Regions from separate parts of the Mus musculus genome. Here all the other regions are linked to region 3. Evidence: chromatin loops called from intact Hi-C (ENCODE). Cell type or tissue: left cerebral cortex. All regions are shown on one strand. Links, peaks and the distances in the headings refer to the core of each region. The heading gives the core; the rest is flanking DNA.

Region 1 (4,326 bases), core at 61-4,060, 310 kb after region 3:
ATTGGGGGCGACTTTCTGCTTTTTCGCTGTCACAAATAAGTATACAATGAAGGTTCAAAAAAAGAAGGAACCAAAGAAATGAAATGGGAGCTTGCCATTCAAGCACAGTCTCAATGCACGTCTGCTAGCTTGTCACCCTCCTCCAACTAAATTACTACCCCTGTGTGCCTCCCACACAGAGATAACGGTGTTGCCAACGAGCGTGGGTTAAAATGCAACCCCGGTGAGCTAATCCACTTCAGTGAAATGTGTGTGAGATCTCATGTCGACAGCAGGGCAGAATAAATGCTTTTGCAAGCCTGGAAATAAATTATTGGCTGTCTAAACATCTACCAAATTTAGATGCCAGCGGAACTAAAGACTTCTTCCTCCTTTCTTTTCCTGTTCCTCCTTTCTCTTTTTTCTCTTCCTCTGCCCATGCTGTCTCCTTCCCCCTCATCCCCGCCCCTTGGAACAATCTGAGCTTTTAAAGCACTGCTTGGCCTCATCTTCAGCAACACTCCCTCTTCTCCACTGCAAAGGAAGAGCCACAAAGGTGCAAATGATGCTCTTCCCAGACCACCAGCTCGCTGAGGCCTTTTGTTCCTGAGCTTCATTGATCTGTAAGAGCTGGTGCTCTTCTGGACATCACTGCTTCTGCATTTGAACAACTCCATCCAGGGACTCAGGCCAAGACTGGCTTCGCTTCCAGGTCTGCAGGGCTGTGTGCTTATGATGTGTGAATTCTCACCATAGTCCCTCAACTGACCCCAAGAGAAAGCTACATAAAGTCTTTATTTCATGAGTTTTCATATTCAATAAAAAATCATTTTATCTATTGTCTATCTATATATCTATCATCTATATGTATATAAATGTATTTATTTATGTACTTACATATGTATATATGTATTTATTCTGTATTTCTGTCCATCCAATCATTCTTCTTTCTTTCCTAACCATCTACCCACCCAGCCTTCCATCCATCCATCATCCATCCATCCTTCCACCTACCCACCCACCCATCCATCTGTCCATCCATCCATCCATCCATCTTTATTTCCTATCTATTGATCCACCCATCCATCACTACCCTCAACCATTACCCACCCATTCATCCATGTTCTTCTGGACATCACTGTTTCTGCATCTGAATGACTCCATCCAGGGTCTCAGACCAAGACTGGCTTCTTTTCCTGTCATCTAGGACTTTCTGGTAGCTACCCCCAGTTCCCCATCCCCCACTGATACACACCTCTGTTCAATTTCCTGACCCTCTGTACATCTCTCCCATTTCCTCCCACACCTGATCCTGCCCCCCTTTTCTCCTCCCCTCCTTTGTCCCTCCCACCTCTCTCCTTCCCTCTACTTCCTGAGATTATTTTGTTCCCCCTTCTAAGTAAGACTGAAACATCCACACATCTAACAGCAAAAATAACAGGAAGCAACAATCACTGATCCTTAATATCTCTTAACATCAATGGACTCTTCCTTCCTCCCCATTAGAGAAAAATACCACAAGGTCATTTTTTAGTATACTGTTTCTGTGCTGGAATTGCCATTTCTTCAAGAGTTCCTGATTTCTTTTATTAAAAATTTATATTGATAAATTGATGTCTATGACACTGAAAAGACAGCTCAGCAATTAAGAGTACTGGACTACTCTTCCAAAGGACCCAAGTTCAATTCTTACCACCTGCATGGCAGCTCACAACCATCTGGAACTCCAATCCCAAGATACCCAAAGTTCTTCTGGCCTCCATGTGCACTGCATACACATGGTTCACAGACATACATACAAACAAAACATCGACAAGTACATATTTTTTAAAAAGATAAATTGAGGTCTGCATGCTAGTAGAAATATATGTATATAAATTTATGTATGCAAATAAGCATGTAGATATACACATATTTACATAAACAGGTGTGTAGTCTCAAAATGATGACTCATTAGATGCTGCTAATACAATCCAACCCTTTGAGATTTTTCCTTGCCTACCCCTTTCCATATATGTTCTTTGTCCACAATGAGTTAAGTTAGCACTCAGGAAATGCATAGTGACTCATATTCTTAGTCCTATAATATATCAAAAGTAGATTCAGACTTCTTTGTCCATCCAACTAGAAGAAGGAATTCTACTCAGTTTAGAATCTCTTAGCTTCTCTCCTCTGTTCAAGACTTAGGATATAATGTAAATGCCATGTTCATAATTAGCTGGCTTGCTCATTCTTTCTCTCATTCTTTGTGGTTATACAACTTATCTAAAGTGCCCTAACAGTTTGTTTGCTTCAGCTTACTCTCAGTGGAAAGTCCTTTTCTCTTTCCCATCCTGTTTGCTTCACTATTTCATTTGTTTTGTTTTGTTTTGTTTTTTGTTGGTTGGTTGGTTGATTGGTAGGTTGGTTGGTTGGTTGGTTGGTTGGTTGGTTGGTTGGTTGTTGGTTTTTTTGAGACAGGGATTCTCTGTATAACAGCCCTGGCTGTTCTAGAACTTGCTTTGTAAACCAGGCTGGCCTCGAACTCAGAGATCTGTCAACCTCTGCCTCCCAAGCACTGGGATTAAAGGCATGCGCCACCACTGCCCAGCTTCAACTGTATTTTTTTTAAGGTAGAACATACAAGTTCTTTCAAACAACAAAACTGCACACAATGTTATTCCTAAATACCACCCCTTCCCACATCCACTTTTTTTCCTTTCCAGACCCATCATTTAATGTTTTCTGGTTTATTTATATTTTCTTTTATAAAGAAAAATATGTGCATTTTAAAGAATCCTCTTCTTTCTTACCAGAAGAAAAGATGCTTCATATATTCCTTTGGCTTTGCTTTCTTAATCTTTAACAGTATGATTTGATACATGTTCCACTGTGGTTTGTAAGTACCGTTCTTATTCTTTAATAACTATATAATTTCCCATTACATGAACTATGACATTTTTTGTGTGGAGATTTAACTATATCTGGAATCTGGAATTATATATATGTGTGTGTGTGTGTGTGTGTGTGTGTGTGTGTGTGTGTGTGTGTGTTTGTATGCATATATATATATATATATATATATATATATATATATATATTATAATACATATATATGTACATATATGTATCTATCTGTGATTAATCTTTGGCATTTTTAATGTTAGAGATACATAATTAATATGGAACCTGGGGTAAAAAAGAGTGCTAACATTGTCAAAGTTACCTCCCCAAAACTAGCACTGTTTGACATTTTCCCAACAGTTTATGAAAATACAGTTTTCTATACTAGTAAGAGAGTACATTGCTACTCTCATAAGTGTTAATAGTTAATAGTTAAGATCTGATCCCCCAGTTTCACTGTGTTGTCATGAGTGATATTACACTAGCTGAGACAAGACAGACGGGAAGAAAGTGATGCATGATCTTGTTTATATGTGGAAATGTCTAAAAGGAAAATGCATAAAAACAGGGAGAATGGTGACTGTGAGGGGCAGAGAAGGAGAAATAAGATGTGTCAAAGGATACACATGAGTATTGTTATATTGCAGGGTAACTATGTGATGTAGAACAATAACATACATGTGTTTTGAAAAGAAAATAGTATTTCAGCTATGCATATTGTATAAACATCTCAAGGAAAAAAGATAAAACTTACAAATAGAACAGAAACGCTACCCAAGTAAGCAGAAGTTGCCAAACAAACTAGATAACACCTTGCTGATTCTATCTGAAGTGTAGATCCTGGACCTGCCCATATAAAGAACAATACTTCCTTGAAAGTCTTGCAGACTACTATTTACAATATGCTTTGGTTACTTTTCTGTTGCTATGATGAAATTCCAACTCACAGAAGAAAGAGTTTCTTTAGGCTTATGGGTCCAGAGGAATAGGAATCTGTCGAGACAGGGAGGCAGGACAGCAAGCAGCAGGCATTGATGCTGAGAAGTTCACATCTCAACCTCAAGCATGAAGCAGAAAAGACATACTGGAAGTGAGGTGAGGCCATATGCTTTCTCTATACACCCCCCAGAGACCTGAAACTTGACTTCCATCATGGCTACATCTCCTGAAACTCCCAAAACAACGCCATCTATTGGGATACCAAGTATTCAAACACATGAGCCTATGGGGGACATTTTTTTTCATTTATATCTCCAGAAATCAAATCTATTTGCTGCAAGTGAGGTGTTGACACAATTCCATGTCCAAAGTTGTGACTATGACTTTGTATAGTTCTTTAATAATCTGTTTTAGCCCTGTTGTCTATTTAAGATTGTTAAAGCCTAGGTAAAATGTTAAGGTCTAGGTAACTATTATCTACCTAACCTGCCATCTTGTGCTGTTACTAATGTTATAAGGAAACTT
Region 2 (4,326 bases), core at 123-4,122, 150 kb after region 3:
CGTTTACATGCAGCACAGAGAGGACCACAAAAGTTGAAAAGAAATCAGATGAGAAACGTTGCTGCTGGTGATTATTTGGGGTAAGAGATGGCAGATATAATAATAATATAAGGGTAATAATAATGGTATTTACATCAAGATTGTATGTCTAAAAGGATTAAATCTAAATAATAGAAGAAAGAACCATTTCCTAGACTTTCAGTTATACTGTCTTTTGGGTGGTTCACTTCCAGGTGTTATGAGTACTTCCTCTCTGTTGGTCCAAAGCTCCTCTAACCACACTACTTTCTGCCACTAGGAGAGTCAGAATATTTTAATATTAAACTGAGAAAAATTCTTCTTCACTTAAGTTTTCATGGTTACTCTTACAAAAATTTTAGACACATACACACACAAAAATGAGAATGTGTGTATATATATGTATATATATATATAAATAAATATATATATATATATATATATATATATATATATATATATATATATATCCAGAGTGGAAATATTTATATTCTTGTATACCCAGGAGCAGAACTTTTTTTCACATCCTCAGAAATTTAGAAAGTTACTGTCTTATAATAAGTTGTTAATAAAGATTTAAAATACCAAGAAAGAAAGAAAGAAAGAAAGAAAGAAAGAGAGAGAGAGAGAGAGAGAGAGAGAGAGAGAGAGAGAGGGAGGGAGGGAGGGAGGGAGGGGGAGGGAGGGAGGGAGGGAGAGAGAGGGAGGGAGGGAGAGAGGGAGGGAGGGAGGAAGGGAGGAAGGGAGGAAGGAAGGAAGAAAGGAAGGAAGGAAGGAAGGAAGGAAGAAAGAAAGAAAGAAAGAAAGAAAGAAAGAAAGAAAGAAAGAAAGAAAGAAAGAAAGAAAGAAAGAGAGAATCAGAGAGAGAAAACTGGAGAATGCTTTCTAGACATTGTTTCCATTTTCTACTATGTTAGAATCATGCATGAGAGAGTGGTGAGCAGTCAAGGCATATTTTCACTTTACATAGAGAACAGACAGCACAATGACAATACATTAATTAATATCATGATATGTAAAACTTTCAAGGAGAAAATGAGTCAGTTCTGTTAGTGTACAAACATTCACTTCTCCACACTTCACCCTCAATTTCTCCCTTGAATTCTCTTCCCTAAAAATCTATCACTCCAAGAAAACCAGTGCACATGGAAAGTATCTCCTAGGGTGCTTTCATGGTTAACATCATATGGTAATTTCTAGCAAATAAGAGCACATGCATTATAGCCCAAGCCAGGTCTGTCATTCTACTGCTGACATTTTCTTTCTGCATGACCTAGAAGACTCACTGAAACTGTAAAACAAATGTGATGAATTAATTCCTACACAATAAACCAGAGCTTTTCAAAGACAAAACACCACAGTATTTGTGAAAATATCAAATACAAGGCCTATGAAAATATTAACGTTCATTTTTTCCAATATAAATCAACATCTCCTAAAGAGGAGCTGAAGGCTCATAAATAGACTAATGGCCACCATGTGAAATAAGTTTATCAACAGTGTACTGTACTTGGAGTGGAAATGAGATGAACTCCAGAATTTGTGATACTCTTAGAATGGCAGCTGGTGGGAAGGGGAAAAAAAAAGAGAAAGAATTTCAAAAGTTCAAATTTATAGCATGCAACAGATCTGTAGTAAAAATAAAATGTGGAAAAAAAATTGCATCAGTACTAGAAAGGACTGAGTCCAGCTGCTACATGCAGATGGTAACCTATATAAACCATTCTACAAGTGGAGAAGATGTTTGAATTGCCAGTGCTATAGTCACCCATTTCTAGTGAGAGTGGAAGAGTAACTTAGGCCAGGAGAAAAGTTCTACCCTTAAGAAGTTTATTTTATTCCTATTCTTCTCAGTATGATGGGAGTTTGGCTGACTGTACAACCAGTACATAGACCTTAACAACTGCCACTACAGGCAAGAAGGAAATGGAACCATTTCCCCCAGGATTACAATACTGCAAAAGTTAGACCCCTAGTGGATGCTTTAGGCATAGAGCTGTCACAGACTCAAAGTCTTGAATGCCTAGGAGCAAGGATAATATCCCTCCCTCTGGGAACAATAACAACAGGCCACATTCTCTGTATACTAAGAGAGCTTCCATGAAACTGGACAGGGTGTGTGGTTTTTACACAGTTCACTTTTAGAACTCTTTGCAGAACCTATATAAGATATTTCCCCATTTAAAATTCTTCATTAGAGTTAACCAAACTGGAATGTTTCTCAGTTCTCTCCACAAATCCCAGTGACTATCCACTTGCTGTCTGACTCCTGTTGAAACACAATGTTCACCACACAGAAGAACACACGACTTGGAAAGAACTTAAAGTTTATTCATTTATTCCTTGGCATGCTCTATGTTTAGTGTGCCAACTACCGCTCTATGCATTCTGTATATATTAGCTCATTTAATTATTCATCATTTAATTATCCCAGTGACATTCACTGAATTCATACCATGCTTTTACAGTATGTCAGACCTTATGCTTGCTGTAAACTAAACCTGCAAGGAACCCACAGTAAATCAGGTGGTCACCGAACAAAGTGTTTTGTCATTACCTGTTTTAAAGGCAGAGATCAAGTATGCAGAGGGAAATACCTAATCAGGGCAGAAGAATAAAATCCAGGAAGTTGGGGAGCACTGGCCATATCAAAGAGAGCCAACTGACAATGTCACCTGAAGCCTCAAAAATGAGCCAGAAAAGAGAAACGAGGCTGCTATGTCATGAAGACACTTCAACTGCAAGGGAGAGCAAAACACAAAGGCATAGTAGAAGTCATAGCCACATTGCATAATAAAAGGAAGAAGGTTGAGGCAGTGTAAGAGACAAGATGAAGATGTAGCCAGGGTGAAATGAAGTCTTTGACCTGTGTAGACAATGAAAAATCACTAAGGGATTTTAGCTAAGGGAAAATTTGGCTTATAATTCTATATTTTGTCTAGTTTAGATCGTCTAGAAGTAATGAAAATGGTGCATGATGCACAAGCAGTCAAGACACTTCTATCTTTAGAACTGAGAAGCGTAGCATAGTGTGTTCACCTTGCACCTTGTGCAACCAATGAGAGTTCTGTAATGTGCCCTAAGTACTGAATCCACTCTATGGAGAAATTCTTAATAGATTGACCTTCGTTTAACATTAAAATTTTCCTTTTTACCATTTATTTTCGAGGGAGTCATGGTTAGAGCTATCTCTTGTAAGAAAGTAAAGGAATTGGAGGAAAAACCAAACTTCCTTTTCTAGCCTCGTTCTGGCCACTGGACACAGCCCCGTCTGGGACTCATGGGCAAGCTCTGAGTTCCTTGACTATAAACGAAATTGATTGGAATAGAAGGCGCTTGAGTTTTGCTTGACTATGAAGGTTCCATGAAGCAACGTCTATTCTTGTGAACATTATTTTTAGTCTTCAAAGGAAACCGGAGACACATACAGAAGTATCATAGTAGAGCTTCTCTCAGTGTTTGTGAATTGTCAAGCAATATGAATATGTATGATAATTAAGTTCCACAGATCTGCAACATGACTACTGTAGATTTAAACACACATACGGTTCTCATACTAAATAGTACATAGTACATTTTGGTATATGCCAGAATACTAAACTAAGCAGAAGACAACTTTTGTGCCAACGTAGTAGTTAAGTTTAGTTTTCTTAACTTTAAAAGAAAGTTTGAACTTTTTTATTTTTTTCTTAAATAATTCTGATTGAATCTGCATTGTTTTTTTAAAGAAAATGAGAACTGGATAGAGGCTTTGCCAAGACAACAATTTTGAAAAATAACTAAAATTAGCATTTAAACTGTCAATAACATTTGCAGACACATTCTATTAAGGTTGAACGTATGTGGTCATTGCTAAAATGTCACTGTGTTCCAATCTATCTGATGTTATTATTATAAGTTTCATTGTAGGCCCTAGAGGTAGATAGAATGCACTGTGCTTTGCTGAAAACCAGTCACAACACAGGGACTTGCTTACACCAATAAATGATCCTTTTCTACACCGAAGTGCTAATAAGACCTAAGTCACGTGACACTGACTACTGTTTCTGTTTAAGAAACTACAGAAATGGACCTAAGCCACAGCAGCAGCGGTCGCCATCTTGGTCCGGGACCCGCCGAACTTAGGAAATTAGTCTGAACAGGTGAGAGGGTGCGCCAGAGAACCTGACAGCCTCTGGAACAGGCAGAAGCACAGAGGGGCTGAGGCAGCACCCTGTGTGGGCCGGGGACAGCCGGCCACCTTCCGGACCGGAGGACAGGTGCCCGCCCGGCTGGGGAGGCGACCTAAGCCACAGCAGCAGCGGTCGC
Region 3 (4,326 bases), core at 136-4,135:
GATCACTTGAGAAGGTTAAGAGCTTGACTAAGGTCCCCAGACAGAAGGACCAGCCTGAAAATAGGACTCAGGTGTCTGACTGTAGGCCAGGGCTCGTTCCATGATGGTGCATCTGGCACTTCTAAGAGACGGCATCTGACGATGCCCAGTAAATGCCACACAGAGGATGGTTGTTGCTATTCTAGGTCCCAGGTGGGGGTAGCGGCAGCCAGGGGCATGTGTGGGGATGCCATCCTGGATTTGGCGTTCTTTTTTATGCCTGTGCCACTCCAACTGGCATAAGCAGGGCATAGCTGAAGATTAAATGTCCTGAACATTATTAGTCCGTTAGATGTCTTGACACCTACTTCTAGAATCCTGCCCTGTTTACTGCTCTCTTTAAGTCCTGCTGGTCAGGTTTCTGAAAGGCTTGCTGGGCATTATCTTTTGTCTTAGCTGTAATTCCTCAGAGAGAAAATACTCTCATATATTTTGGGAAAGAAAAGAAAACCTTTTTTCAATCCAGAGCTCAGGTTTCCAAGAAAAGAAAAAAAAATCCCTTTAGCATCCTATCCCTGACTTGGGTGACCAGCTTGTCTAAGTCTGCCCATGACATTCCAGGCTGAAGGTTCCATGTCCTCCCCTTAATCCAGGGTACACTGGGCAGCCCTGATTTTCTGTATCAGGTCCAAGTTCTCCCTATTTGACCCTGCTGGCGTAGAAAGCTCGGTGATAGCAAACAGCAGTCCTAGTTCTTAGCAGAGGCCTATGGCAATTACAAGTTTTAATCAGTTAATGGTTTATTTACCTATGTTGTCTCTCTCTCTCTCTCTCTCTCTCTCTCTGTGTGTGTGTGTGTGTGTGTGTGTGTGTGTGTGTGTGTGACAGTACAGATGTTGAAGTCAGGGGACAAACTGTGGGAGTCAGTTCTCTCTATGTGGGTCCCAGGAATAGAACTCAGGTCATCAAGCTTTGTGGCAAGCATGTTCACCGTAGAGTAATCTCAGCATTTTTATGCTACTCCCTGCCTAGGCATGATAGTATTGATCAGAGTGAGTTCTTTCCTTCTCCGTAGAGGGGAGGAGTCACACATCTGTGGTTTGATTTACATCTTTTGCTCTGAAGGGCAAGGATGGAGGTGAGAGGCAGAGGATCTTAGGGCCCGAGCTTTTTGGAGTGAGACTCCAAGTTTCTCAGGGGCGGAAGAAAGCAGCTGAGACTGGCTGGAGAAGAGAGAAAATGCATAGTGCCACTTATTTTTGTCAGCGTGAAATTGGGACTGGCCTATTGCCCCCAGAGGAAAACTCTCCGTGTTTCCACTGAACATTCTAGAAAAGCCAGGAGAGAAGGATAGAAAAATTACCTACAAGGTCAGTCAGTAAGTGAAGTGAAGCAATTAAGAGGATCCAGCACAAACCAGTTCGCCCTTTATTTTTCTTGGCAAACTGACTTTGACGCCCTTGGCTGGCTTTAACCCTGCCCATCGCAGCCGGTTAGAGGAAACTGTATTACCAGAGGTCAAAGTCACATACCTTGCCAAGTGTGGCTGTTTTTTTGTTTTTTTTGTTTTTGTTTGTTGTTGTTGTTGTTGTTGTTTTTGTTTTAAAAGAAGAAGAGTTCGCTGTCCATGGTGAGATGTTTTCTGTCCTATCTGGGGGCATTTCCCGGCTCCGGTTTCGCCACTAAGGGTATGACCATTTGACAGTTCCTGGGGGTTGGGGGGTGAGGAGCAATCTAGTAGCGGTTTGGCTTTTACTGTCTCTCAGGGAGTTTGCATCCAGATCCCAGAGAAGGTGAGCTCACTGCTGTGAGTGCCAGGCTTATGTAAACTGCGGCTCAGAGGCTGCGCAGAGCTGCGGGGGTGGCAGCGGCGGCGGCGGCGGCGCAGTGCAGAGCTCCCACCCAGCACAAGGAGCTGCAGGCGCTGCTGCAATGCTGCAGTGCAGAGTCTGGGGGAGCCTGCTGCAGGCGTCCACCAGGACAGTGATGGAGCCCAGAGCCCTAATCCCGCAGTGCCGAGGCATGGGAATGGGGGGTGGGGTAGGTGGGCGACTGCCTTATTGGGGTTTGCTTGACAATGAGTCGGGTGTACAGGATGCGAGATGATTGAGGACTCGCTGAGTTCATTCTGCAGGAGGAACTGGGCTAGGTCCTTCTGGGCGCGCTGCTGCCCTCTAGGGTTTTGAGTATAGCGACAAGAAATAGGACAAGTCCGGATAATAAAGCTTCAGTTGAACAGGGCACCTGAAGCCCTTGAGGGGGAACTGCTTGCGTTTTTCTGTAAATTCGCACACCTATTACCTCTTCCCCTGATTCTGCTTTTCTGTTGGAGAGGATCAATGTGTGGATTATTTCATCTGTTCTCCGCAAATCTGATGATGTTCTCAGTAGGGCAAAGGCTATCTATCCATACACCTCAGTATTTATCCAAATCAATATAGTTACGTTTTCTCTCTCTCTCTCTCTCTCTCTCTCTCTCTCTCTCTCTCTCTCTCTCTCTCTCTCTCATAGCCCTGGCCTCCTTGGTATTGGGCAAGGGGCTTGATTTACCACCCACTGCCTAGCCTGCCAAATGACCTTTATCTTTTTCTGGCACTTTCTTTTAAGAAAATGGAGCTGAAGTCGCTATAGCAAATAGCTACTCATATAGCAGCTGCCAATAGTAAGTGGAAATTCTATGCTGAAACACAATTTTCAACAAGGTAAAATCATGACTCACATACAAATACAACATGACTACATGACAGAGATTTTACATAACCCATTAAATAATTAGAGAATAAGTAGGAGGCCAAATGAGTTCAAATTCAAAGCAGAATTATGAGATTGCACACACACACACACACACACACACACACACACACTACTCTATAGTGGAATAAAACACAATGTTTGAGATTGCATTTTTTTATTTTCACAAGGTAAAAATCAAATCTGTACCAGACAAAGAGACAGACAAACACCATTTGTTTTGTCATTATTTTATTTTTATTTTTTTAAAGACAGGATTTCTCTGTAGCTCTGGCTGTCTTAGAACTCATGCTGGCTTCGGACTCAGAGATGCACTGACTTGCCTCTGATTCCTGACTGCCTTAGACCCCTGAGTCATCCTAACGTATCTAACATATTCAGTCTCCATCATGAAGATACTGAGCTGTACTCATGCCAATGTATTCTCTCCATCTTGTATTTATATTCACATCTTCTGTCTCTGTCATGGATCGGCAGAAAATTGTGACTTTGCATTCTGCTTTGACCATAGTTATGACTGCTGAGAATTAGACCAATTAAGACCCTTAGGGATGGGTTTTCTCCTAGCTTTAAGAAAAACCAAGCCATAGCCAACCGAGAGTGTCACTTACAGACTCATGGGCATGATAGCATTGTGAGCAAACTTCCTTGTTTTGAGATAAGGCAGGCTAGTATCTCAGTCACCACTGGGAAGGCTGGAGGGGAGGGGTGGGAGAGGGCAGGCTGGAGGGGAGGGGTGGGGGAGGGCAGGCGGGCTCCTGGGTTCCAGCACTGGGAGGTGTGATGAGACATAAAAGAAAACACAGTGGGATAAATCAGATATGATTTATGCATGGACAGGCAAGGAGATCTCTTTTCCCTGCTTGGGTCACACAATTAAATCTAATTAATGGAAACTGGTCATAGAGGGAGTTCAGAGCCTATTTTCGGTTGTCATTATCCTAACACAGCAATCAAAATGCAGATGAGCTATCTCTGTCTCACCCCAGGAGAGAAGCAGGCTTCTTGCTAATGAAGGGAAAATTGTAAATGAATGCTTATCAGGCCTTCCCTGTCCACGGTGGCTTCTTGGGGGTGGCAGTACTGGTAGAGAGGGCTGACAGACATTTTGCGTTCTGAAAGGGAACCTTCTTCCAAGAGAGTTCTAATGCTGCCCTAATGCTGTCTTCTCATGCTGCTGGGAGAGAGGCAGGGGGCAGAGGACACTTTCTCTAGCCGTTGGCCCTAACTTGGGCAAAGATAAAGAGCTAAGTGGCTTTTTTCAGAGTGGACGGCGGGAGGGGCAAGGGGGTAGGGTGGGGGAAGGAGTTGTGTTCTTGAACCAGAAAGTGCGCTTCGGGGCATACAGTTTGGCAGCCCTAGCGATCCATTCTCATTCTGACCTTCAGCCTCAATAATTAGAGCCATCTTATCTAACTAAACAAGAAAGATCTGGGGCAGTGTGGGATGGAATTAGAAATAACTCACTAGGAGATCCAAAGTCACCCCCAATGGGGACAGCACTGAGCTGTAGCCCAGTGGAGAAGGCTAACTTGCTGGAGGCAGACAAAGGCATCCTGAGCTGCGTGCTTGTTTGTAGACAGAAAAATGGCTCCC
Region 4 (4,326 bases), core at 128-4,127, 580 kb after region 3:
TTCTCACTGAATGGTGCTGACATTTTTGTTAAAAACTAATTTATTGCCAAGAGTTTACCTCTGGGCTCTGAACTCCGTTCCACTCATCATGAAACCTAGCTATCCCTGGGCTGCATCACACTGTCTAAAACAGAAACTTTACACCTTTTTCATTCAGGAAAGGCAAATCTTCCAATTTCATACTTTTAAGCAATTATCTTGGCTGGGACTCAGGAGATAGCTCAGTTTGTAAAACACTTAACATGCAAGCATGAAAAGCTAAGTCTGGTGCCTAGCACACATGGAAAAGAACCGGGTATGGCGGCACATACCTGTAATTCTAGCACACGGGAGGTGGAGATGGGCAGCCAGATCTCTGAGGCTTGCTAGCCAACCAACCCAGCCTTTCAGTGAATTCCAGGTTCAGTGAAAGACACGAACTCAGAAGGTAAGATGGGAAATAAATAGGCAGACACCCAGTGTTGACCTCTGGCCTCTTCGCTTCCACTCATGCACACACATACACACCGCCTCGGCTAACTTCAGTACTTCATGTTACCATCTCAAAGGCAGAATGGGCTTGTCAGTTTCTGCAAAATTAGCCTCTGGGAGTTTACCAGGGATTGTGTTCAGTCTATTTACCCCATTGGAAAATCAAGTCTTCTAGTACACGAGTATGAAGTGTCTCCATTCAAGCAAAGCCTGTGAGATCTGTCTGTCTGCGATGGCCTCCCATGACGCTCACTCTTGCGGACTTTGCCCTAGGCACATAATCCTTTGTATGCACCCAAGAGCCTTCCCACCGCTGCTCCTACCTACTTCCTGGGATGTTTCCCTCCAATATCTCATGGCTCACTCCTTCTCCTCCCCAACCCTGCTCCACTTTCATCTTCTTCTCTATGAGAGAGACCTTGGCCACCTCCTTGAAGTTCTATCCACCACCAGGAGGGCTCACTGCTCACAACAGCCAGCCATTCTCCCTGTAGCACTTACTGTCTTCATGCAACAGACGTTGACTGCAGAGTTCCTTCCCCTGCTAAAATGTCTGTTTGGCTCAAGACTGCATCTGAAAGGACTACATGTATAATGTATGTATAGTATAGTATATTGCAGTATGTAGAAAATGCAACACAATACTTTTTGAGTAAATATATGAAGAACTTTGAAAAGCAGTATGTATCCACCGGTAGGCACAAAGGGAAAGGTAGGCATTCTTAAAAGTTGAATTTATTTCTTTCATTTGCTTAATAAAAAATTAATGACTTCTCTTTGTCAGACACTACAACAGTCACTTAGAATATTCAAAATGGACAGAGCTCTATTAATATAGACCATACCTATTCATTTCCTATCTCTCTTCATACTTTGCATAGAATGTAAAAACAAACAATACAATACTTGTCATGATAAATGCTCTAAGGAAAGGGAATAAGTATACGTGATAAATTTTAGGTAAAAGAGGTAAGGAACCGGCCTCCAACTAGGAGAGACAGTTAAGGTCTCCCTCTAAGACAATACCAGGACAAGGAGAAGCCAGTCATGTAGAGACCTAGGAGAAAAATATTCCAGGGAGATAAAAAGTATAGAGTTATGATGGGGAAGATGGAGTTCAAGAAACAAAAAGGCACCACAACCTGAAGCTGGCGTAGGAAGCTGGTGTAGGAAGCTGGCGTAGGAGGCGTGGATACACTGGGAAGGGCTCCTGTCTCCACTGTGGTGCTTAAACTGACCTCCGCACTTTTAGCAAGTTCAACCCTTCCTAGACTACTCTATTCATTTTTCTCTCTAGGAGTTGACAGCATAGATAAGCAGTGTCACTGACAAACGGGGCTAACGTCTGTGCACATAGAGAAGGCTGTGCTCGTCTCAGAGCACTGTTTCCATTGGCTAGGAAATGTGTGCCACACGAGGGCACCTGTAGCTCATCCCGAACCCTGCCCAGCCCACTGCAAGAATGAGCACAGCAAGACCCAGCCTTAGGTGCCAAATGCTGCAGAAGCCAAACACACATGTGGACTGGCATGCGCTGCAACAATCACCACGGGGCATTAGCTGCAAGTCACTCCCGACTCTGTTTGCATTTTTGTCAGGAGTGAAGGGTGTTTGAATATTCGTGACTGGAGAAGATGGTGTGTTGATGGTAAGCAGACAGGGACTGAGAGGCTATGAACACAGACATCCTTCTATAGTGAGAAAAGCCTGTGTATGCCAGCATGTGTTAATACCACGATTGCCAGAGCCTACCTGAAGACATACGTATTAGGACAGAGTTTTCTTTCATGCATTTGCCTAGATAGCCTCACACAACTCAGATATTATTTAATGTTGAATCCTTACATTTTTGGTAAGACAAACAGCATTTTCAGGTTTAATCCAACAGAAGAATTCATCGTTCACATTTTTTTAATCTTTCACTTTATGAGACATAATCAGTGGTTCTGTGCATTCCTGACTTCAACAAAGGTGGCATCTGAGTGGCTCATCAATATGAACACCAATGAAATTCAGAGGCACTGAAAAGGATGCCATCCAGTGATGGAGGAGCGCCACCTAGTGTTCACTGTGGTTACAACATGTCACCAAAGCTGAGTCACACAACCAGTTCACCAATTTAATCCTGCGATTATGAGCTAAATCATAGCAAACTTGTAAAGGGTCTAGTCAAGCAGCACCAGGTGAGTCATAAATTTTTGTAAATAATGGTATGTTTCACTCTGTCTTCTATGAACTGAAGGTTTAAAAACAAAGCTAACATGTCATTCTCTGTACAGCTACAAGAAAGCTGCAGAGTCATTCGCTAGAATTCAATAAAAGAAAACGTTAAACACCTTCACCCTACCTATGGCACTTTAGAAATTAAACAGAGCTGTAACTTAAAAAAATTAAAGTAAAAACCTCAACCTGGGCTACACTAGAGCTGCACCATCGCCTTGAGTGTTCATAAAATCAGGACATCACTACTCAAAGAGCTGCAGCCAGCTAAGTACTCAGCAGCGGGCAGACAGGAACTCCGAGGAGCACCGGGCTTCCCTCCCGTTCCAATTCCTAAGAGAAAGAGGCTGTCTTCTGGTTCTACTACAGCATCTTCATGCCAGGTCAGGCCAACAATGTCTGACCCCTCACATTACAAAGTGACTGACTTTTTTGGTCATCTCCCCAGGTTATTCTCAAGCAAGTTTGAAGCCTTGGTTTTTAGCCACTAATAAATTAATTATCAGGCTCAACCTCTACCGTCATGGAGGGTGAATAACAGATGACTCTCCTCACCTGCCCCCTCACACCTAAATCTATTATATGAGAGGAAAACAACTTAAAAATAAAGGTTCTATTAGCTACCTCAAGAATAACTTTCTTGTGGTATAAAGATTTAGTGAGAGAGAGAGAGAGAGAGAGAGAGAGAGAGAGAGAGAAAGAGAGTGTGTGTGTGTGTGTGTGTGTGTGTGTGTGTGTGTAAAATTAGTTTTCAGCTTTTAACTCCTTCCCTTCATTGAGAAGCCAGAACCAATTCAGTACGGGGTCAGCTGGGTAGACACAGGAAGTGTACACAGCCAGTGGATGACAAACAGCAAGCACGCCGCCCTGAGGCACGTCGCCTCAAAGCGTGTCTCAGCTTGCTTATCTTTAAATTTGGGGACTAGACTAGACTAGATTCGGAGATCATGAACATGTTTTTTAAAAATATCAGTCAAGTATATGAATTAGTTTCCACTAGAACCAACACACACACACACACACACACACACACACACACACACATACCACCACCACCACCATCACCACCATAACAGCAGAAGTAAAAAGCAACCTCTATGAAATGATTATTATCCTCAATATGTCCACGTATCACTACACTTTTGAGACTGTATTTCGCTTTATTTTATATATGTGGATGTTTTGCCGACATGATGTCTCTGCTGCACATGCAGTGCCTGTGGAGACCAGCAGGGGGTGTCAGATCCCACAGAGCTGGAATCAGAGATGGTTGTCAGCTGTCACGTGGGGCTAGCAAATTAACCCATGTCACCCGGAAGGGCAGCCAGTGCTCTTAACCGGCAGCCATCTATCCGGTGGTCCCCTGCTTACTGTTTTATGGGCCTACTGCTATTCACAATTTAGAGCATTAGGTGACTCTACTACGCATTAGGTGACAATCTCAGTGTCAGAATCATCGGAATTAGGAAAACCGGAAATCCCCTCCACTCCTAAAGCGTCACAATGCCACGCCACACTGGTCTAAGTTCTCCAGGTCCAGCTCCTCTTCACACCGACTACCACCCCGTTCCTCACTACGGTTTCTGTCTGACTGACCTGGCTGTACCCTGAGCTCTAACTCAACCTTCCTGATGC
Region 5 (4,326 bases), core at 264-4,263, 120 kb before region 3:
TGCAATCTCCTGATGGGGCAAGCTGCATATGAGGTGTGACATGGCCTCACAGTTCCTCACTGTGGAAATCCAGGCATCTTGCCATTCTGTCTGGGCCCTGAGCAGGAATAGCTTACTTCCATGATTATGCCTGTCTAGGCGTACAGTAGTTAGCAATGTATCTAAACCAGTTATACACAGAATTAATTAGTAACAGCTTAATTTGGCCATGACTAACTCTCCTTGTTGTGTTTGGTGTGGGCATATTATTTTTTGTTCCTCAAAATAGAAGGAATAGCAAAATTAAATTGGGATTCTTAAGATTTTAAAAGCCATCTAAATAGTGTTCCCAATTCGCAGAAAGATTAATATTAAAAATGTAATTTTTTCAAGCTGGATTTTTGGACCTTATTGGGAATATTTCCACACAGAAATGGTGATTTTACTAATAATTAGGTACTCAGCTGAAGGATAACTCAAACTATAACTAAAACAAGGTGCGTTTGAAATAGTTTATGATCACAAGGGTATCAGACCAGAGACTAAACAAAAGAAGACAGAAAGAAATTAAATTAAATCATGCTTATTTTGAGTAGAAGTCTTTGAGGAACAACGCTTTTAATTAAAAAGGGATAAGAGACACATAAAAACTCGGAAGAAGGTTTCTCAGCAGTTTTGAGGATTGAGGAAATGTTTGTTGCATGCCAGCCTTAGACCTGTGGGCTTGAGAACAGCAGGGCCAAAGCTGAATTCCTGAAAAAAAAAATCAGAGCAATAAATTAACATTTAAACACAATAGTTAAAGTAGCTGACTTCTAAGGAGTTTGCCAACCCATAAGGCTCCTTAAGGAAAGCAGGCTGAGAGCAACGTGGAAACGGACAGGGACGAACTCAGGGGAGCATTGGGAAATTTTAAGCGGAGCAGCAGGCGAGGGAGTAAAGTGGGGGAGAGAGAGGAAGTACTATGTGAGTCAGTGAGGTAGGACGGCATTGCAAAGGACTCTGGGGTTTATTTTTAGTATGGTTTCTCTGCAAGTGAAAGTTTGCCTCCCCCAGTCCCCCAGGGCATTGAAACAGTTGGGCACAGAAGGGGAAGATAGTAAAAGATGGATGGAAGAAAGTGGTAGGGCTTAAATCTTAACTGTCTGGCTCACACTGGCTCCTATCTTGGGCATTTGTTCACAGCTGGTGGCTTTTTGCGGTGTGGGGCACTGGAGACTTTAGGAGGTGGGGCCCACAGGCAGAATGTGGCACTAAAGATGGTTTTTGGTGAGTATAGACAGCCTGGCTTCACTTTCTTTGCCTACCACAGTGGGAACCGCGGCTGTTTCTCGTTTCTGTCACTGTGGATGGAGCAGTTCCATGATGCCTGCCTCCCTGTCATCATGGACTCCAACATTCTGCAACTGTGAACCAAAATAAGCATTCCTAGGGCCCAGCAAAATGGCTCAGTGGGTAAAGACACCTGTCCCACAAGCCTAGTACCTTGGTTCAATCTTTGGAACAACTTCAAGATAATAGGAGAGAGCCGACTCTATAAAGTTGTCTTCTGACATCCAATCATATTACCACCAACAGTAACAAAAATAGTAACAATGATGATAATAGACCTTTCCTTTTCTCTTAGACTGTTTTATTAGGGATTTGACACAGAGATTGGTCTCCAAAGACTCTGTAGACCCTGTCAAATTGCTGGGATCAGCATTAACCATAAGGCTAAATACTTTTTCTAGTTCCACCCACTTAGCTGTAAATTTCACAACTTTACTTTTCTTTATGGCTGAGTAAAATCCCAATGTGTAAATGTCTTACATTCTCATTATCTGCTCATCAGTTGATGGACATGGGGGCTGTTTCCATTACTAGGCTGTTATTAACAGTGCAGTACTACATGGGGCTGTACACATATTTCTGCGGCAGGTTATATAGTCCTTTAGGGGTATGTCCAGGGGTGGCTTTGCTGGTTCATATGGTAATTATATCTTTAGGGTTTTGAGAAACTCCATTACTGATATCTCCAGAGGCTGTACCAGTTTACAGACCCACCAACAGTGAGTAGGGCTCCTTGGGGAAGCATTTTTGTTACAACCGTGAGGATCAAGAGGTGGAAGGGTAACCATAGCTTTCTTTCCATGTTCATGGGTTTTGAATGAAGTAGATGGGAAATATTTTTAGAATCATGTCCGGGCAGAACACATTAAGACCCCCTTCCTTGTCATTGTTTCCTATGCAGGCAATGTATCAATTTTTACATGACATTTGCATTGGGTTAGATATTAACTTAGTATTTAAAACATACAAAAGGATGAGAATAGCTCATATGCAAATATTAGGTGATTTTACATAGGGTACTTGTACATGGTGCTCATAAGAGAACGGAGGGTCTTGGTATTAATTTTCTGTGAATTGGGAGATCGGTCTGTAGTAAAGGTAGGAGAGATGCATCCGGTATTTTTCTTGTTGCTATGACAGAAGACAGAACAGCTGAGAAAGCAACTTAAAAGAAGAAAGATTTGCTTTGGCTCATGATTTAAGAGGGTGTGTGGTCCATTATGATGAGAAATGATGGTGATGCGAGTGTGCAGCAGCTCATTATGTTGTACTCACAGTCAAGAAGCAGAGAGAGGAAGGCAGTGTCCCCCTGCCCCCATGCATTTGGGTGGCCCATGGGTCGCTGCTACCCATATCTTCCCTTCCCAGTTAAACCTCTTTGGAAGATCCTTCACAGACACACTCAGAGAGACGTCTCCTAGGTGATTCTATATTTAGTTAGGTTAGCAATGAGGATGGGCCCTCATGTGTTTAGATAATTTTCAGCACTGATTGCTAGATTCTCTCATGGCAGCTCAGTTACTGTCCAAGCAAAGCTAGGGTCAGAAAGGGACAAAGAAAGACTGAACATGTCCTTAGACTATGAAAATCTAGTTATGCTTCAGGATGGATTTTTTTTTTTTACTTGATGAAATAATGAAAAATAAAGTTCCCCAAACAGTAAAAGCTGTGGGAAAAGACGGTCTCCACGTAAGTTATGTTGGTGATTCTGCCCACTGTTTGTTATCTTTTTATAGGAACGGAGTGAGAGCTTGTAGCATGTAGTTTCTACTACCCTGCTTTAAGCTCCAGGCAGACTGTGCTACCAGCCACTGCCCTGGTTCCGAGGGACCTGCAGATGAAAGACACACAGAGCTCATTTTGAACCTGCCTTATGGCTTAGCGGCTGGGCTCTTCTAAGGCTCCCGCAGCCAGCGTGCTTTTACCTTCACTCATTGCTCAACACTGTAAATCTGCCCTTAGCTTGGTTGCGTTTCTAATCTCCCGCCTGGGGAAGCAGCCAATGACTACTCCACCGGACATCTCATGTGGCCGATGACTCTCTCTCCCTCTGAAACAAGGTGAATTCCCTTTCCAATCTTGCATCTCCTAGCCTGCCTGCGGGAACCTCGAAGTTCCGCCTCCTCTGCCCAGCCATTGGTTGCTGGTATCTCTATTGATCGATCGAGAACCAATTGAAGAACAGGACCTTCAGCATTCACACAGGAATTCCCAATCAAAGCATCAGAACCGCCCCCTACAGAGCTAAGGCCTCACGTCTCCTGGGTGAAATGTCTGTATTCTGAGGCAGTTATCATCAGAATAAGAAGAAAGAGGCCCACAAGTGTGTGCGCCTCTGCGGAGACTCTTGTTCCCTCTTCCCCAAATACACCGTTTCTATAATATACGATATTATATATAATACTATACTTCTAGATAATACTAAATACTATAGTATTGTATAATTCAATAATACTAAGTATAAATTGCTTGATAATAGTATATACTCTAATACTAAAGCCACCACGTCCTACTTTGATCCAGTTGATATGAGTTAGCACAGAGTTCTAGGATCCCTGGGTCACCCCTCAGCCTTAGACTCAATCCCTATAAGGATCTTTCTAGAGATCATCAACCCACCCTGAAGGCATAACTCTCCATTTTTATATACCTGCACAATACCACTCCCAATGAATACTTGTTCCATGCAGACTGGGACTTTCTGCTTTGCTCACCTCTGTATCCTCAAGACCGTATAATGACAAATACGGTTGATAAATACCTGTTCAAAGCTTAAACCCTGTTCACTGGGAAGAGCAAGGTTTGATTGGGGTGGGTCTTTGTATGAAAACCAGCATGTATGATGTCCCACAGCTGCTATAAACAAGAAGGCGAAGGATGCCCCTCTGAGCCTCTCGTGACGTCAGGCCTTCTGGAGTTATTTCAGCAATTGTTAAATGACACGGTCCACATGATAAACGGCAGGGCTTTCAGTAATGCTTAGCCATATTTGCCATTTGGCTTCCAGGTTTTCAT
Region 6 (4,308 bases), core at 309-4,308, 590 kb after region 3:
TTTTCTAAGAAATTTCAATAGTAAGGGTTACAGATCAGAAGAAAAAAATTGGTACTGCTAGATCAAATTAATATGGCTGAAGTTTCAAGGTAGAATCAAGAGGAAACAATTTAAATGATGAAATAGATAAAACATATGAGACACACATACACATATGCTAATACATCAAAAAATAAAATCTAAAATTCTTGCCAAGCGCCATATACTCCAGTATCTTGGGTCTGTGCCCACCTTCTCCAGTCCTCTGTTCCTCCAGAGCCTCTAATACACCTCTGCACTCACCTTGCCTCGAGGAATCCAGAGCCACCTGAGATCTTTTCTATTACTAAAATCTCAGTTTGAAAACCACATCTTGTGATGACCTTGACTGCATGTCAAACTATTTATTCTCTCTCTCTCTCTCTCTCTCTCTCTCTCTCTCTCTCTCTCTCTCTCCCCCCCCCCCCTCTCTCTCTCTCTCTCTCTCTCTCTCTCTCCCATGTGTGTGTGTGTGTGTGTGTGTGTGTGTGTGTGTGTGTGTAGGTGTGTAGACAGGGTCTCACTACACAACTCTGGCTTGCCTGGAACTCATTGTGTGTATATACACGTGTGTTGGGGCACACAAAAACGTGTATGCATATGCATGTAGAAGATAGAGGATATCCTTGGGTGTCATTCCTCATTAATTTTACATTTATGTATCATGAATGCGTGTATCAGAGTACATATATAGAAGTCATAGGACAACTTAGGGGAGTTAGTTCTCTCCTTGTATGATACGGGTCCCTTTGTTACTACTTGTTTGGTTTTTGAGACAGGCCTGGAATGTACTAAATAGGATAGGCTGGCCAACCAGTGATCCACCTGTCTCCATCTCTCCAGTGCTGGGATTACAGGCACATGCCACCATGTCTAGCTTTTGTTTTGAGTGCATTTGGGGGACTGAATATAGGTCCTCACGCTTGCAAGACAAGTGCTTCACCAACGGAGCCACCCCCAATGCTGGTTATATACTTATGTCAGTGAACAACCTCCATCCTCCACAGACACTATCACCCTATCGGCCTTTGCCACATACATCTGTCTGCCTGTGCCCAGACTGCACACGGAGGGAAGGACATCTAGCTTCCCCTCCTTTCAAAACATTTTGCTGCTTCTCAGAAAGGACTGACAGCAAATGGAGGGGAGGGGGAACCCTGAGATTTTTAATTAACTGTTTTTAGGCCTCCCCCACCCCACCCCACCCCACCCCCAGCCCCAGTTTTTCTACCAAACAGTAAGAGGACTGTCTCTAAGGTAAGCCTGCATGCCCGGAGAATTCCACTCTTCATGCTCAAGGACCAAGTTTTGATTTTGATGAATCATGAGTCACAGTAAGAAAAGTACTTATATAATAATCAGCTTAGCTGGGCGAGGTGGCGCACGCCTTTGATCCCAGCACTTGGGAGGCAGAGGCAGGCGGATTTCTGAGTTCGAGGCCAGCCTGGTCTACAAAGTGAGTTCCAGGACAGCCAGGGCTATACAGAGAAATCCTGTCTCGAAAAACAAAACAAAACAAAACAAAATCAGCATACACCACACACACACACACACACACACACCAGATCAAATGCTAACTAACTTCATGCCACAAATGGTTACAATAGATGGGAGCAAGAGAAATCAAGAGCAAAACAGATGAACGGTCACTTCCACACTTCCTTCGTTAAAGTAGAAATACGAGGCTACAGAATAGGTAAAATCATTGATTATTTGGAATCCAATACTGAATACATTGCCTCTTAGATTCTGTCAAGTGCCTAGAAAGGAGAAAAGAGGGAGGAAAGAGATTGGGTCTGTGAAGTAAAGGTTTGAAAAGGTCTCTTTGGTACCAAAGGACCAGATTGGTTAACAAAAAGGACTGCTGAACGTCAGTCAATGAGAAAGCCTCATTGTGCAGATGCCTCTTGCTAAGTCACAGCTACACCCACCTGAAGGCAACATTTTGCTCTGTCCCGTCCACCACGCACAAGTGCAGAGATGACTAAAGATGAGTTAACTAGAACTCTGTGCACTAGAGCAATGGGTACATTAAAACCATCTAAAGGCTTATTAAAACGCAAAGTATCAAGCCCCATTCCTATTCAGTCATAATTTATGGTGGTGTTGGTGAATGCTAGAACTCTCCAAGTAATCCTGAAAAACATACCTGCTAAAACACAGTGATCTGGAAAGTATGAAATGAACTAGACGCTGAGCCAGCAGACAGCTATTACTAAGCGGTCCTGGTAGGAGATGCAAGGTAGAACTCCACCGCTTGGGAGAACTGACTCCAGCACTCAGGGAGATTCAGATCCAAGTTAGTGTTGAGACAGCACCACGTCGATAAGGGTCTGCAAGCTTGAAAAACGAAAAAGATAAACAATGCAAGCTTATAAACGGTTTATTCGAAATAATTCTCATCGGGTTTTCTTAGATTCCATATCACCCCCATTTACTTTCTGTTACATTGCTCTAGCTTGAGGTCTTAGTGGCGCTAAAATGGAAATTAGGGTGCTGCAAGAAAAGGGGTGCGCAGAGGCAGAAGGAACTGCTCCTAGCGAGGTAAGAGGTGATGAAAGGCGGGGTGCCCAATCGCCCAAAGACTTGGATGTTCCGTAACCAGGGTCTCGGAGCCTTTCATAGGGCCTCCCTATAACACTTACCATAGTTTGTAGATCTCAGCACAGGAAATAGATTCCTGTACACAGGAAGACTACACCACCACCAATGATCCGGTTACTCTGGCAACGCAAGCCCCGCCTTCCTCCAGCCACTGCTTCGAAGACGCCGCCTCGAAGCTGCTTCGTCTCCATTGGCTGGGAGTAATTAGGCCCCGCCCATTCACTCAAAGATCCACCCTTTGCCTCATCGCCTGGGGCAACGCGACGCCACCTTCTCCGTTCCAACGCGTTCACTTCCGTCTGGCTGGTAGTGACCCGGAAGTTTAAGCGTCCATACCGCTTGCATTATCTATTGGTACTTTTTTTTTAAGTAGATATCTTCCAGTTTTCGCTTTCCGAGCCGATACATAGTAGACCCTGTCTCTCTTCATTTTACACACAGCACGAAGTGTCAGTTGGTCCTTGTCCTTCAGAAGAGCATTCCGGAAATGAAACCCTGTGTAATAGGAAGTGATTAGAGTGAGCGAGGCGCTGCGTGTCAGGGAGGCTTGGGCGGGTTGGCTTCCGAGTGCCAGGGGAGTTTACAAGTCAGCCGGCTGCTGAGCGAGTGAAGAGCCTGAGCGGTGGACATTGAAGTAAGGATATCACAGGTAAGTCCTGGAGCCGGCCCGTGTGCCGGACGCGGTGGGAAGAGGATGGTCTGGGCTGGAGTTCGGCAGCCATTGGTTTGGGATTTAAAGGTTGTTCTGGGAAGAGGCTCCTCCTGACAGGGACAAACTTGGGCTCATACTCCTGGGGAATGAGGCTGACAGGCTTAATTTTTCCACCTCCTCTCCTTTTAAACTCGGCACCCATGCCTCCCCACACCTTCACCCGGTGTTTCTTAGACAAGGACACTTGCTCATCGGCATCGCATGGTCCCAGCGAAGTTTCTGACTTTAAAGTCTCTGTTTGCCATTGGATAGAGTTTCAGGATGCATTCCCAGGGCAAGGATTTGTGATGTTCAGGAAGTTAGACCGGGTACTGAATCGTATACATCTAGGAACAGTCAGCTTTTAGGACGTGTGGTCACCTATTCTACAGTCTAGACTCCAGAGACCACTTAAACCTATGCCTGGGTTTTCATTATTTAACAGGTATACATTACAGCCCGTCAAAAGGAAATAATGAAGAACGTGGGTACTAAAGACAGAAACAATTAAAAAATAACTTTTAAAGTAGATGCATTCTCTGAATATATTGTTATTGCTTTAATTCTTTCGTATGTATACATCTCTAGGTCTTCGGTGAAAGTCTTGGATTGTATTCTCATTAGTTATGGAAAAAATGACTACCCTTAAAAGTTCGGAAAACAAAGGTAAGTGTTTTTGTTTTGATAATAATTGATTTGGTTTTTTGTTTGATTGGTTGCTTTTTTGGTTTGGGGGGGAGGGTTGTGTTTTGGGTTTATTTTGGAGTAGGAGGGCGTTATTTGAGACAGGGTTTCTCTGGGTTGCCTTGGCTGCCCTAGAACTCATTGGCCTTGAACTCAGAGAGCTCCCCCTTGATTATCTAGTAAGGCAGGTAATACAACTGTTCGTTTTATTTTTACTACACTGTAACTATTGTTAGTGAAAACAGATGTTTGTGCTACATGGATCAATGAAAACTATACCTATATTTGATGTCACTTGTCTGCATCCTTTA
Region 7 (4,326 bases), core at 257-4,256, 310 kb after region 3:
CAAGGGTCAGGAAACAATACAAATTTATTATCTCAGTTTTGAAGGTCAGCGATCTGGGGCAGGTGGCAGCGGGATGAAATCGAATGTTGGAGAGATTAATTTCTTTCTAGAAACTCCACAAAAGAGCACTCCCTTGCATTTCCAGGTCTTAGTTGGAACCCATGCTCCTTGGCTCATAGACTCTTGCTCCACCATCAAATCCCACACTGACATGCGAGTTCTTCCCACTCTGCATCACTCTGTCTCCCTTCCTCCTTGTTTAAAGAACCTTGTGACTTTGTTGGAGCCCCTCAGATAATTCATGGCAATCTCTCTATTTTAAATTTAGTAATCTAACAAAGGTAACTGTATTTTCAACATTAGCTACTCTTACCTTTGCAATACAACATCTCCCAGCTTGTGAACATGGCAGGGAGGCTATTTCTCTACCTCATTTTATTCCTAAGAGTATTTCCAAAGTTCAGTCAGACAGACTGAAAAGTCTTCAACTGCTAAAACAGCCTGTGAGAATCATCTGATTTTGGTCAGGTTGAAAGAAGTGAAGTGGGGGGAGGGGATGTCCCTTGACAATAAAGCTTCATTTTAAAGGGGCATAAAATTTGAAATCAAATGACCATATGATTAAATCCCTAGCTTTTGTAACCTATGAGTTTTGTAGCATTGATAAACTAACCTCAATTTCTCCAAATCTCCATTCCCTCAGCACTAATTTGAGTATATTTATTGTGCAGTCTTTCTCAATGCTGAAGTAAAATAATTGCAGTAGAAGGCCTGGCTCATAGGTTCTCTATAGATGCTAATTTCCTTCCTCCACAAAATATACTAGTTTCTGCCTCCCATTGGGGAGGCCATTGAACCTCACAGCCACTTGCATTGATACCTCACCAATCAGTCAACATGCACTGAGAACTTATGTCATACATGGGAAGCTAGAGAATCTGAGGATGACATTCAACACACAGTGTCGACCTAGTTAGGGAATCTATGTGTGAATGCACAAAAGGTTAGGTCACAGTAGCAGATGGTTGTCACCACCACAATCATAAAGCTCCCGCTAACGAACTGCCTTGTGTTTCATACTGGTTGCGTTTGAGAGGTGAAGATTCTACACTAGACCAATATGAGATGATACCACGACAGGCAGCAGGCGGATTTATGAGGGCTTGGAAAGAGGAGCTGTGGTTAGGAAACCTGTGAGATACAGGGAGGTGTTCTCACTGAGCAAATCCCTTGGATTCTCTCCTCAGCGACCTTCAAAGGTCTTGTTTACTTGCTGGGAAGCGTCTAGTCTGAGACAGGGTAAGTAAGACACAAAAATACCATCCCTAAACACTGCCATCTCCCACCTCCTCCCTCTGACAGCCTACCCTCCTTGCCAAGTCCCTCCCTCCTCCCTCCCCTATCTCAACATGATACAAAACAGCCTTTCTTCTTTCTGGGATTAGTTAGAAGCAATGCCCTATAATTATAGCCATCTTATCTCCTTTGAATTCACCAAAAATTACCCCTTTCCTTTAGATCAGCACCATCGCCACATGATAGATGCTATTGGTAAGCTTTGTGCAATGGTGAAATGTTGTTTTCTTAAAGTGACATCTGCTCCAATAGACTAATGTTCCGATCTGACTGACTCATTTGGTGGGAACATGTCCACATGCCAATGTGAATAGGCGGATGGGGAGGGACACAGGATGAGTGAAGCATCTGGCAGAATATTTTTTAGGATTTTAGATTTAAAAAAATAAGACTGTTCAATTTCCTATGGAAGACCAGTACGCAGTTGTCACAGCAGGAATAATACTCAGCCATACGATGATGTCTGAAGTGTACCACGTCTCAGGGTTGGAGAAATGCCCTGCTTCCCAAAAGCACTTTGACTCACCGAGGGGTCCTCATCTGTGGTCCCTTGTCCTCCCTGACCTACATCACCTCAGTTATCTCTACCTGTGCTCTTCTCCAGACCTGGGATCCATATTGGAATTCATGTCCATGGAAGTCTGCAGCCCTGCAGTGATAAGTGTTACTTTCTTTATGATGTCACCTCTAGATAAAGCTGAGCTCTGACTTCTCACAGCTTGGGTGTTTAATACAAGAAAATGATTTCAGATAGTGAAAGACGCAAACCCAAGAGCATGGTAAAGCAACTTAGGAACCAACGAACATTCAAGGAGTTGGTACCACCTATGGACTAAAAAGACAAAAAAGGCAGAGTCCCTAGAACCTATAGGGCATTGAGGGTTGGGTCACACACATAATACAGCTACCACTACAGTCATAGCACGAAGCAAAAGCAGATGGGAGAAAATATCCCAGCTTCACCCTTCCTCTAGCCTGCTATCTTACACTGGGGTGAATCCTTGAAAACATGCAAGCAAAGGGACCTAGAAGAAATAGCCTACAGGACTCTGCTATATGATAGAGAAACAAAATAAATAGGAATAGATCTAAAGCCAAGGATGTTGAAGGCCAACAGCATCCCTGAGTTGTGGATACACATTTTCTATGGCTGTGACCACACTGTCTCATCATTACTTGTGGTGTGGGTGAGAAATGTCCCCCATAGGCTGTGTAATTGAATACTTCATCTTCAGTTGGTAGCTGTTTAGAAAAGTTATGGAACTTTAAGAAGGCAGAGCTTTGCTGGGGGAAGTAAACACATAAATGGGAACTGCCTCTGAGTTTTTACAGCCTGGACGTCTGCTCTTTCTCTCTCTGTCTGTCTCTGTCTCTCTCTCCCCCATCTCTGTTTCTCTCTGTGTTTCTCTGTCTTTCTCTGTTTCTCTCCCTCTGTCTCTCTCCCCCCTTGTGTGCAGATGAAATGTGACTCAACAGTATTGAGTACTGTATTATGTGTATGTACCTCAACAGGTACATTGGTGTAAAGGTATCTCTGCACTGTCAATTGTTGATTGCTGTACTAGCCCAGAGCTAGCAGAATCTTGGCATTGTTGTTATTGATGTTCCTATGGCTCATAACCAGCCTCATGGTTTGTAAACTCTCTTCCTCTCTCAACTGTTGATTGCCTTAAGAAAACTCTGTCAGCCAATAGCTAGGCAGGAAAGGGAAGGCAGGACTTCCATTCTGAGCGAGGATCTCTGGGAGATGATCTCTAGGAGATGGAGGGGGTTGGGCATCCTGGCACTGAGAGAGAGATTCAAGGGTTAGACTCTGATGGCGTTTCCCCAAATATCTCACTAAAATTACAATGTCAAAATACTACCAAAAGCCATGCTTCTGTGCTAGGAAAGGTAGCACTGTCCATCTGATGAGTCCAGGAGTATAATCTCCCACTGGTGTCAGAATGAACATTTTATTTGTACTTCTGGGAAGAACCCATAAGAAAGAAAAAAAGACCACAATAGAGAGTCGGGGAACATGGGAGGCATTAAGGACGGGTCAGCAGGAAGGGGCTGGAGGGAGGGGAGGGAGGGGGAAAGTAATGTACTTCTATTTCAATTAAAATCATATTTCAAAATGTTGAGAAAAAAAACTAATTGTGCGCTAGGATAATAAGATTCAGTTAGATGAGCTAGCTAGGAGGTAGCCCAAGCTAAACGCCTAAACTCTTATAAATATTATAAGTTTCTACATCGTTACTTAACCACTGGCAGGTCCAGAAAGTCCTGTTATATGTGACCACAGTATTTCCTGTCTTCTGGGCAGGCTTCTGACTCCTGATGTCCCACCTTTACTGAATAACGGGTTGTCTGGAACTTTAAACCAAAATAAAGCCTTTCTTTAACTTATTTTTGACAGGGTATTTTATTACAGCAACGTAACTAGTACTCACTAGTGTAAGTGTGTTTCATATTTCTTTCCTTCCTTCCAGCTGGGTGGAATACGGATGTGATGGTGACACAACCATCCTGAGCCACAAAATTCAAGGTGTTCTTTGAGGACAAATAACAAAATAGAGGGAACCAGAGTTCCCAATGACCGTGCGGCTGTCAATGTCACATACCTGGGCATCAAAGGGAAATGAACTTATCGATGACCAACCCATTCCCATTATTCCTTTGAGAGTTTTTTTTTACACGAACCCCTTTTTCATGAATCTTGGTACCTCAAGGTCACCAGAGTCTCTCATTCCTTTATTCAATCACATGGGAACAAGAACAGATTGCGCGGCAGCGCCTTGCCTCAGGAGACATTTTTTTGAGCTTATGAAACTCCAGCACCCCAATATACCTCTTGTGGAATGGAATTAATTTTTCTTTTATTTCTGCATTCAGAAATAGTTTTTTTTTTCTGAATAATAAACACCCGTTGGTGCTTGTTAACTCTGTTTAACATTAACACTATGGAATGAGGAAACAATTGTGATT

Evidence for each region. Hi-C counts contacts between places; a loop is a spot of excess contacts. Peaks named below come from ENCODE experiments on the same cell type or tissue, not always from the same donor. Only the 100,000 strongest peaks of a DNase experiment are listed, where the experiment ranks them.
Region 1: a loop joins it to region 3, with 1.9 times the contacts of the local background. A loop is called at or near these places in 6 of 42 quality-filtered maps.
Region 2: it touches region 3 in a loop (2.8-fold over the local background); 7 of 42 quality-filtered maps call a loop at or near these places.
Region 4: a loop joins it to region 3, with 5 times the contacts of the local background. A loop is called at or near these places in 17 of 42 quality-filtered maps.
Region 5: a loop joins it to region 3, with 6 times the contacts of the local background. A loop is called at or near these places in 10 of 42 quality-filtered maps.
Region 6: a loop joins it to region 3, with 2.6 times the contacts of the local background. A loop is called at or near these places in 16 of 42 quality-filtered maps.
Region 7: a loop joins it to region 3, with 3 times the contacts of the local background. A loop is called at or near these places in 4 of 42 quality-filtered maps.

Annotation. Positions count from the first base shown.
Region 1 is chr1:164,582,366-164,586,691 of GRCm38, reverse strand. No RefSeq gene overlaps it. Among named protein-coding and RNA genes, the nearest start is that of Gm26685, 81 kb to the right of the region's middle. In left cerebral cortex, for the core only: no CTCF peak of the experiment used is centred there; DNase peaks (open chromatin) are centred at 219 and 2,171; H3K27ac peaks cover 780 bases.
Region 2 is chr1:164,742,807-164,747,132 of GRCm38, reverse strand. No RefSeq gene overlaps it. Among named protein-coding and RNA genes, the nearest start is that of Dpt, 52 kb to the left of the region's middle. In left cerebral cortex, for the core only: a CTCF peak has its summit at 1,998; DNase peaks (open chromatin) are centred at 1,746 and 1,961.
Region 3 is chr1:164,896,740-164,901,065 of GRCm38, reverse strand. It overlaps Gm32652 (a long non-coding RNA gene), which reads left to right and starts at 1,410. Exons shown (of 5, transcript XR_865700.2): 1 at 1,410-1,667. In left cerebral cortex, for the core only: a CTCF peak has its summit at 2,159; DNase peaks (open chromatin) are centred at 1,261, 1,859, 2,099 and 3,099; H3K4me3 peaks cover 992 bases; H3K27ac peaks cover 1,695 bases.
Region 4 is chr1:164,315,089-164,319,414 of GRCm38, reverse strand. All of the region lies in intron 3 of Nme7 (NME/NM23 family member 7), which reads right to left. Among named protein-coding and RNA genes, the nearest start is that of Nme7, 9.6 kb to the right of the region's middle. In left cerebral cortex, for the core only: CTCF peaks have their summits at 2,530 (motif pointing left) and 3,921 (motif pointing right); DNase peaks (open chromatin) are centred at 255, 1,995, 2,527 and 3,928.
Region 5 is chr1:165,018,007-165,022,332 of GRCm38, reverse strand. The region is part of intron 5 of Gm51669 (a long non-coding RNA gene); the gene reads left to right. Among named protein-coding and RNA genes, the nearest start is that of Gm51669, 41 kb to the left of the region's middle. In left cerebral cortex, for the core only: no CTCF peak of the experiment used is centred there; DNase peaks (open chromatin) are centred at 965, 1,798, 2,586 and 3,445; H3K27ac peaks cover 1,505 bases.
Region 6 is chr1:164,306,110-164,310,417 of GRCm38, reverse strand. It overlaps Blzf1 (basic leucine zipper nuclear factor 1), which reads left to right and starts at 2,934. Exons shown (of 7, transcript NM_001160209.1): 1 at 2,934-3,271; 2 at 3,902-3,979. The coding sequence starts at 3,940. Nme7 (NME/NM23 family member 7) reads right to left here and starts at 2,746. Exons shown (of 14, transcript NM_138314.4): 1 at 2,664-2,746; 2 at 2,168-2,358. In left cerebral cortex, for the core only: a CTCF peak has its summit at 2,257; DNase peaks (open chromatin) are centred at 2,816 and 3,127; H3K4me3 peaks cover 2,118 bases; H3K27ac peaks cover 1,019 bases.
Region 7 is chr1:164,587,581-164,591,906 of GRCm38, reverse strand. No RefSeq gene overlaps it. Among named protein-coding and RNA genes, the nearest start is that of Gm26685, 86 kb to the right of the region's middle. In left cerebral cortex, for the core only: no CTCF peak of the experiment used is centred there; DNase peaks (open chromatin) are centred at 1,419, 1,583 and 1,952; H3K27ac peaks cover 1,411 bases.